3 separate regions of the Homo sapiens genome follow, and regions 1 and 3 are each linked to region 2. Evidence: chromatin contacts called from ENCODE Hi-C or POLR2A ChIA-PET data. All regions are on one chromosome and are shown on one strand. Each heading gives the region's core, a stretch centred on a gene start or an enhancer-like site at or near the end of the contact. The rest is flanking DNA. Distances are from core to core; before and after follow the strand shown.

The links. A loop is a pair of places that touch in the nucleus more often than their neighbours do. ChIA-PET counts read pairs that join two places held with the same protein, here RNA polymerase II (POLR2A). Pooled maps may share reads with other maps.
Region 1: a pooled map shows a loop between it and region 2 (14-fold over the local background). The contact joins the enhancer-like site here to the promoter of MIATNB in region 2. A Hi-C loop is called at or near these places in 4 of 37 single-sample maps with no recorded cell type and 12 of 50 pooled maps. POLR2A ChIA-PET finds 5 or more read pairs at or near these places in 1 of 52 experiments (activated B cell).
Region 3: a loop to region 2 is called in a map of mammary epithelial cell, with 4 times the contacts of the local background. The contact joins the enhancer-like site here to the promoter of MIATNB in region 2. A Hi-C loop is called at or near these places in 2 of 168 maps with a recorded cell type or tissue (cardiac septum and mammary epithelial cell) and 2 of 50 pooled maps. POLR2A ChIA-PET finds 5 or more read pairs at or near these places in 2 of 52 experiments (A549 and WTC11).

The regions. Positions count from the first base shown.
Region 1 is chr22:26,292,999-26,296,023 of GRCh38, forward strand. It overlaps SEZ6L (seizure related 6 homolog like), which reads left to right. Exons shown (of 17, transcript NM_021115.5): 2 at 1-148; 3 at 1,294-1,427. Among named protein-coding and RNA genes, the nearest start is that of SEZ6L-AS1, 48 kb to the left of the region's middle. Within about 2 kb of position 1,698, at least 3 of the 41 ENCODE cell types and tissues checked have a DNase peak (open chromatin) inside an H3K27ac peak, as active enhancers do.
Region 2 is chr22:26,671,304-26,674,092 of GRCh38, forward strand. MIATNB (MIAT neighbor) reads left to right here and starts at 1,540. Exons shown (of 6, transcript NR_110543.1): 1 at 1,540-1,684. It overlaps MIAT (myocardial infarction associated transcript), which reads left to right. Exons shown (of 5, transcript NR_033320.3): 5 at 1-2,789.
Region 3 is chr22:27,132,277-27,135,389 of GRCh38, forward strand. No RefSeq gene overlaps it. Among named protein-coding and RNA genes, the nearest start is that of LINC01638, 91 kb to the right of the region's middle. RefSeq lists enhancers at 1,720-2,785, 1,805-3,004, 2,131-2,425. Within about 2 kb of position 1,820, at least 3 of the 41 ENCODE cell types and tissues checked have a DNase peak (open chromatin) inside an H3K27ac peak, as active enhancers do.

The DNA.
Region 1 (3,025 bases), core at 448-2,947, 380 kb before region 2:
CAGGAGGCCCCCCAGGAGGACACCAGCCCCATGGCCCTGATGGACAAAGGTGAGAATGAGCTGACTGGGTCAGCCTCAGAGGAGAGCCAGGAGACCACTACCTCCACCATTATCACCACCACGGTCATCACCACCGAGCAGGCACCAGGTATGCAGCCCCCAACTCCTGAAGCCATCCTGAAACAGCCATGAGGCACTCACTATGTTCAGGGCATGTGGGTAGAGGAATCTCAAGAAGCCCCGGCCCCACCATCAGTTACCGTCCATTGAGCACTGACTATGAGCTTCGCCCTGTGGCTCAGAATTAATAGCCTCATTTCATTTGTTTGTTGTTTTGGGGGGTTGTTTTAGCAAAGGGGTCTTGATCTTTCGCCCAGGCTGGAGTGCCATGGCACGATCATAGCTCACTGCAGCCTCAAACTCCTGTGCTCAAGTGATCCTCTTGCCTCAGCCTCTTGAGTAGCTGGGACTACAAGCATGCACTATGATGTCCAGCTAATTTTTTTGTTTTTTGTAGAAAGGGGGTCTTGCTTATTGTCCAGGCTGGGGAACTCCTGGGCTCAAGCAATCCTCCCACCTCAGCCTCCCAAAGCACTGGGATTACAGGCATGAGCCAGGACACTCAGCCAACATCCCCATTTTAAAGATGAGACAACTGAAACCCTGAGACCCCCAAGCAACCTGCCAAAGGTCACACAGCTAATGAGCAAGATTCAAAACCTTTTCATCTTGGAACGGAATTCTTCATTTAACCTGCTTCAAAGCCACTAGCCTTTTCAAAGCACATTTGCTTTTAGCATTACATGTATTTTCTAGACTTGATAAAATGCTCTTCTGTGTTCCAGTCTTCTCTACCATCTTTAAAATGGGAGAAGGACCCCCAATTGTCAAGCATACATGGATTTTGGACAAGTGCAATGTGGCCACCCTTCAAAGCACGTGAGCTCTGGGTCCAAATCCTGCTTGCTGTTTGAGCTCGGCCCCTCTCTGAGCTTTTGTTTACTTCCCTCTAAACTGGGGATGAAATATTATCAGTCCCTATGAGAATAAGTGGGGTCACCCCTGTTGACTAGCTAAAATGGTGCCTAGCAGGATATAGTAAGTGATCATTCTGTGTCAATTATTGCTATTTTTATTATCATGTCAATTCTGGAGCTGAGGAATTAACAGCAGAAGGACAGATGGGAACAGCAAAATGCAGGTTCCCCTAAAGCCCCCATTCCACCCCACAGCCCATGGTTGAGCTTACATCCAAGTTGTCTTTGGTGTCCTAATTAAAGTCCTTCCTTCCAGCTCTCTGCAGTGTGAGCTTCTCCAATCCTGAGGGGTACATTGACTCCAGCGACTACCCACTGCTGCCCCTCAACAACTTTCTGGAGTGCACATACAACGTGACAGTCTACACTGGCTATGGGGTGGAGCTCCAGGTAACCCCAGGAGAGTACCTCACAGAGGCTGCCTCGTCTAGCAGGAAGTCTCAGGAGGATTGTCTGAGTCAGGCTTACTGTTATGCTAACTAGTTTGGTTCTGTCTTTGCCCAACCAGGCCAACTTTAGCTGGGTTTTGGCGAATGAGTAGGAGTTCTTAACTCAATGCTTTGCTAAAATAGCTTGTGGGGATAGAGGGAACATGCTGACAAATTCTGAGGTATTTCCCAGAAGGAAAATCCCTTGATACTCTGCTTATCTCACACACACATACACACACGCATGCACGTGCATAAACACACACACACACACACACACACACACACACACACGGAAGCTCCACCTGATTCATTTGATTCTTTCTTGCTTGCTTGCTTCCTTATTTCTCTTTCTCTTTCTTTCTTGCTTGCTTGCTTGCTTCCTGCTTTCTTGCTTCTTTCTCTTTCTCTTTCTTTCTTTCTTTCTTGCTTGCTTGCTTGCTTCCTGCTTTCTTGCTTCTTTCTCTTTCTCTTTCTTTCTTTCTTTCTTTCTTTCTTGCTTGCTTGCTTGCTTTCCTTCATTTTCTGGTTATTAGGACATTTTATTCTTAAACTTTTGCCCATACAGTAAGAAAGGAAAAGCAGGGTGGCATAATGCTCAAACATCTGGGTTTTAAGTCCTACCTCTTCCAGTTAAAACTGCGTGACTTTGAACAAGGAACTTCACCTCTCTGAGCCTCAGTTTCCCGATCAATAAAATAGGAATAATGTTACTGCTTTGTAAAGTTTGGGGGAGCAGTAAATATGACAATGCAGAGATCATTTGGCCACAGCCCAGCAGAGAGAGAGGGAGGAGAGAGAGAGAAATCATTTGGTCAGAGCCCAGCAGAAATCGCGACCATGCAGTGCATGTTATCCATTATCTTCAGTATGCTAATCACCCTGAATGTGTTCCTTTTTCTCATGGGAAATAAAGAGCCATCAAAAGTTTCTGAGCTGGGGCAGGTGTATGACCTTACCTTAGGAAGGTTTTTTGTTTTTGTTTTTGTTTTACTTGTATAAGAGAGACAAAAGGTAAGCCCCTCAGCAGTAGAACCTGTAGTCTTTGCAGTCCCCAGAGCTTTGCACAAGTGTGTGGCACATTGTAGGTCCTTAATAATTGTTCATGGAATTAAAATAAACTGGAGAAAACCTGCAGTCCAGATTATTATAGTGCTTAAGAACCCTTTCCTCCATGTCATGAAGAGTATTGGACCCAGTATGTGTCCAGTACTGTGTGGAGCCTTTTACCAGGCACAGTAGAGTTCATTCATTGAGCAATTAGAATGCACCAGGCAAAGCTGTTGACACAGGAGAATATGTTGATGTAAAAAACTGATGCAATGCCTGCCCTAAAAGAGAAATACGTAGGATGCCATTTAGTAGGGACTCTAATTGGTGTTTTAGAGGTTGTTGTAGAATCGCAGCAAAGGAACAGGCAAACTCCTTGGCAATCAGGGAAGGTCTCATAGAGGAGGGCAATTTTAATGGGGCTTTGGTGAATGAGTAGGAGTTCATCAAAGAGAAAAGAGGATAAGATATAGGGCCTGAAGGAAGAAGAGCTTGTGGGTAAGGCCTGCC
Region 2 (2,789 bases), core at 290-2,789:
GCTTAGAGTTAGACCCCCTGCCCTGGTCAGGCCCCACTCCCTGGCTGGTGGGGGCGGGAGGCCTCTGAAGCTGCAGCTGGAGGGGCCGGGGCAGTGTTGCATGGTGTGATTAACCTACTAACCCAGGGCTCAGCCGGGACGCTGTGGCGTGTGACGAGGTGCCTGGCCTTCTGCCAACCAACTAACCCACTAACCAGGCCCGAGCATGCCCTACTAACCACCCCCCCGCAGCCAGATCCTACTAACTGTGCAGCTCATGGGCCTTTCAAGGGGCTGGGATATGGGGGCAGCCAAGGCTCCAGAAGGCTCTGCCTATGGGCTGGGATCTTTGTGCAGACCCACGTTCCAGGACAGAGAATGCAAATAAGACTCACCAACTCTGCCACTTCCTGTTGAGTGAGTTTGAGTAAGTCACCTCACTTCTCTCAACCTCAGTTTCCTCAGTGGTAGAATGCGAGTTCTGATACCTTACAGGTTGCAGTGAGGATTCCCGTCAATATAAGGGTCTCAGCACATGGCAGACACCTAAAAAAAAAAAAAGTATGAGGATGGAGGAAGGCCCCTCAAACCTGGTTGAACACGTCTGCTGCCTAGGCCCTGGCCTCTCTGGGTGTTCTGCACACAGATCCTTCTGCCTGGGGCAAGACACTTGGCTTTGAATCCATGTCACTTCCCCACATTCTTCCTCCGTCTCAGCTTTCTTTTCTGTAGGCAGCTCTTTTGTTCGATTACTAACCCGTCTAACCCCTGGGGTGCCTCAACTGCACCCCGATCATCCCTTAACAAACTAACGGACCTGCGTGCGTTCTTCCTTTTCTCTTAGCGACTCCTGTGTGTGTCTGCTGAGGTGCCCTGTCCGCTGGTGCTGTGCTCTGACTTACTAACCCAGCCCCTACTAACCCTGTTTTCTCTTCTTACTAACCCCAGCCCTGCCGAGCTCTGGGCTCCCCCCGGGGGCTGGTCCCCCTCCTTTTGGCAAGCAGATGACCTGGGGCTACTGGCCCTGTAGACAGATGTCCCACTTTGCTGCCCCATATTGGCTGTAAGATCAGAGTCCACTGGGCCAGGTCTAAGGCAGGGGATGGCCCTATTAACAAGACTCAGAGGAGGAAGAGGTGGTCCTGTGGATGTGGGAGGCTGGACTCTGAGTATGACATCTCTCCTATGTGCAGAAGTCTGGTTGCCACTGGGAGTAGGTGGGACCAGGGAAATCTCTGGGACGTGAGTGTGGAGGCCTGTTGGTCTAGACTCTAGACTGTGGAGCTCTGAGCTTTTGTGTCCTCTGGAAGGAAGCTGGGGAAGAATCCTCTCCATTGTTAAGTGACGGGGATAGAAGCTGTCCTGCACAGGAAGTCACGAGGGGGGCGTATCCCACGAGGAAGGCAGGAGGGGGCGTGCCCCTCACCGGAAATTAGCAGAGGGGCGTGTCCCACACCGGAAGTCAGAAAGCGGAGCCTTTCTTACACCGGAAGTCAATGAAGCGGGTCTTTCCTACGCTAAAAACCACTGAGTGGAGTATTTAGTACACAGGAAGTCGGCCAGAGAAACATTTCTCATATTTGAAGGCCGGAAAGAGGGACATTTCTGACACCGGAAGTCAGTGAGAGGACTCTTTCCCACACAGGAAGTCAGCTAGAGAGCCGTCTCCCCTCTCTGGAGCCGAGAGAGGCCGGTTTCCCCCACCGTAAGTAGACGTGGGGCCGTGACCGGAAGTCCTTGGGAAAGATCCGTCCCATTCCCGGAAGCTAGAGGGCGTTAGTTGTCGGGTTGAAAAGGGGTGTGGGGAGGGGAAGCAGCTTTACCCCGGGCTCGGAGTTTGCAGGAGAGAGAAGTGGGGAGCAAGAAGTGAACCTCAGGGGCTCACAGGGTTCCCGCAGATGCTCAGGCCGGCCAGGAATGCATCTCTGGCTCTCTGTTCCCACGGACGTCACTGCCTCAGCCAGCCTCCCCCAGAGCCCGCCAGCCGCTAAGCCGGGGCCACACCTGGGGGTGATTTCATGCCTCACCTCCAGTAGGCACCTTGGTTTCTTTGGGCTAATCTCTGGCTCCCTTGCGCTAACTCTTGCTCTCACCCAGCTAATCCCTGCCTCACCCTGACTGCCCCAGGGGCTGACCACTAACAACCAACCTGGCCCTGTCTGGGGGTTCCAGGCTCCTGGCCTGGCCCTGACCGGTTCTTAATTAACCTTTCCTTCACCTTGACTAACTCCTGCCTTCCTGGTCTGTTCCTTTCAGCAGAAACTAATGGTTTGTGGATTTTTTTCTGACTAACAACAGGTCTAACATTCCTCGTTACTGTTAACAGCTTGGATGTCGGCATGGCTGGGAAGGGGCTAACACAGCTTTGAACTTGGCTAACACAGGTTTGAACTTGGCTAACACAGGTTTGAACTTGACTAACACAGGGAAAAGCATAGCTAACAATTTTGGGCGTGGTGGCTGCTCTGAGTCAGAACAATCAGAAGTCGGTAAAGATGGTAGTTTTCTAAAGGAGGTGCCAGGGCTCTGGTGTGGACCAGGCCTGATGGAGCAGTGGTACCCACCAAGGTGGGGTCAGAAGTATAGCCAGTCTTGCAAGGTTTTGGCCATTGGGCATATCTTCACTCCTCATAGTCTGCATTTGGTTTCAGTTCTTAAAAAAATATAGCCTTATAGCTACAGTAGTTTGCACAAGTAGATGCAGCTCTTATAAACCTTAAAATACCTGTCTGGTGTCTACAGAGCATATGCCATTTTGTATAGAGTCACCCTTCCCCAGGCCAGGGCCTAGAGTCTTCATTTTGGGGACT
Region 3 (3,113 bases), core at 570-3,069, 460 kb after region 2:
GTTTGAGACCAGCCTGAGCAACATAGTGAGACCCATCTCTAAGAAAATAAAAACACCAGGCGTGGTGGCATGCACCTGTGGTCCCAGCTGCTCAGCAGATGGAAGCAGGAGAATGGCTTAAGCTCCAGAGTTCGAGGCTGCAGTGAGCTATAACAGCACCACTGCACTCCAGTCTGGGCAAAAGAGTGAGACCTTGTCTCTAAAAACAACAACAAAGAAAACAGAAAAATGAAAGAAAGAGAAAGAGAGAGAGAGAAAGAAAGAAAGAAAAAAAGAAAGAAAGAAGGGAAGGAAGGAAGGAAGGAGGGAAGGAGGGAAGAAGAGAAGGAGGGAGGGAGGGAAGGAAGGAAGGAAGGAAGGAAGGAAGGAAAGAAAAAAAGAAACTGCAAGCAAAGAGGGACAAGCATGTCCCTTTTCCTGACATCTGCCTCAGGGTTACCTCTAGCACCTGCTATGGGCAGAGGCTTACAGAGGCCCAGCAGGCCCAGCGGCAATACAGGGCACAGAATCCTAGCCCGGGTACCGGAAGGCAGAGTATAAAAGGGTGAGTTTGGAACTAGGAGACAATAGTGTAATGACCTGCACAATTAGGGAGGCTTGGAGAGGTGAACCAGCTCACCTCATCCAAGTGACATGTCTAGAGCCAGACGAACACCCACCTGCCTTCTCACCCTGGTCTGCTGGCTCTGGGCTCTTAATTACATCGAGATTTGCAAGCTTTCTGGTGGACAGGGATGATGTTTTTCATCTTAATCCTCTTCATCCCCCAGCACACATGCACGTGCACCAGCCACTTAGAATCACTCCTTTATCTCCCTTTGCCAGAAATAGGTATTCGAGCAATCATTGTTTCCTGCCTCACCCACGGGGTTATTTCCACTTCTGGTATCACAATCGCCTTGGGTCCAGATCTACTTCCCAAGTTGTGTATGATGTACTTAGTATGAAATGCCTGGGTGCGGCTGCACAACCTGGCAGGCGGGTGGGGGTGTTCGTGAGGGTGGCAACCCAAGGCATCGCGGGGGCTAGTCCCTCTGATGGTGTCCCCAAGCTGCTCAGCCCTCAGACGTGCAATAAGTCAAGTGACTTTGCATCTTTCTTTTTGTTTCAGCAAGTTGCATCTCTCCTGCAAGAAGACTTCCCTTCCTGTCACATCCCAGGGGCCCTAAGAGCAGTAAAGCTCTTCCTCTAATGCACGGGGCAGCAATCCTCACGCACAAGCTACGTTCTCTTTTGGACCCTGCATGCACATTTGTGCCGAAACATCAAATAGTTCGCCCAGGAAAAATAAATATAGAGAGATTTCTTGCAAAGTGAGCTTTCTTGTCTCCTTTAGGGCTTCATCTGTGCCGAACCGTACAAACATTTTTGTGAAGGCAGAGCCAGTGAAAACCCTGCGAATAAAAGTGGGACTGATTTTATGCTAATATATGTAAAGAATGTGACGATAGAGTCATAGGTAACCCAATGAACTTAACTTTTTTCTCCCTTTTTATTGAATTATAATGACTAGTTTCCATAGCAATTACTGCATCACCTTGTACATTACCAGAAAGATCTACTGCACTATTTTCCAGTCATCCTTGTAAACATTTCTACTTTTTTACGATGTTCTAGGGGAAAACACAAGCCCTTTCGGCTTGGCAGCAATTGGAGAGCATATTTCAGGAGATTAATAAAGCCGGCTGGGGTGTTTTTATTTTCTAAGTTCGGCAGTTGGTTTTCCATCTTCGCCCTCACCAGCTTCTTGTCAGGCAGACAAAGAGGAAAAGAGGCGAGCAGGAGAGAACAGAGGTGAAGGGGGAGGTATGCAGTCACCAGGGAGGGCAGAGGGGATGGGGCAAGAGCATGCCTCAGGGGTTCATGTCTGTGAGTCTGCTGATTCTGGAATCGTTTGGAGAGCAACGCCCTCGGGAACAGCCTTCTTCCCACCCTAGGTTTGGAGGAGGATCGGGGGTGTCTATAAGCTCACAAAATATCAGCCATGGAACACACAGATATATCTTGTCTATAGCTTCAAACCTGTGTCTCCAGGCTCCGACTGTGTCCTGGGTCCCTGGAAGGGGATGGGAAGATGGGAATGTGGGCATTCCCCGCACCTCCCCATAGAATGCCCACTTCCAGCCCAGCTTTCTTTAATGGGCTTTTCCTATTGGCTTTCCACATGGTATTTTATTTCCAAAAGGCCGCTGCAGCTGATGGATATTTGAAGATACATGTTTTCAGTTGAGAAATAAGGGAAGTAACACCCGGAGAGGAATGAGTCAGCTACAGTGAGTAAGAGGTGTGGTCAGGCCTGGGACCCACCCAGCTTTCTGATGTCTGACTTGTCCCATTGCACCCTGTGGAAGGGCTGAGCTTTGGGTAGGTAAAAGAAGTCACAGTCACAGGGTCTGGTAGATAGAAAGACCCTGAACTGGGCTGGGGGAACCCCATGCAGGGGTTTTGGAGTTTCCAACCAGAGAGTGGGGCAATGACCCCATCATGAGCCCTCAACACCTTCAGTTCATTTGGTAATGGGGCCTGTTTCACCGCCATTTGTGCATCAGCTCACTGCCTCTGCGGGGAAAGATACCTAGGCATTGTGGAGAGGACTTGCTATTGGGAGCTTGGGCCCCAAAGTCAGAATGCCCGGGCTCCAATCTCTGGGCTGTGCCTGTGCTGAGCTGTGTGGGGGTGAGTGACTTCCCCTGCTCTGCCTCAGTTTCCTCTGCTCTAAAATGAGTCCAATGGTAGAATCCACCTCTGAGGCATTTGTGAGGGTCAACAGAGATGGTGTGGGTTAGGGTTAAGTGCTCGCACTTACAAGGGGCTTCATTGTTTCCAGCGGGCGTTCATGGACTCGCTTGTAGCTGCAGTGAGGCCTTGAATGAGTTAATTAAATTCAGGGAGTCCTGGCTTTTCCAGCTGTAAAATGAGAAATGTATGCTGGCTGGTCTAGAAAGTTACTGCTGGCTCTGAAATTCAAGAGTTGTTGGATTGTAACAGTATAGTTGGAAAAAGGAAAGGAGGGAGAAAAAGAGAGAGAGAGAGAAGAGAGGGGAGAGAAAGAAGAGAGGAAGAGAGAAAAGAGAGGGAAAGAGAGAGAAGAAAGAGAATGAGATAGAAAAGAG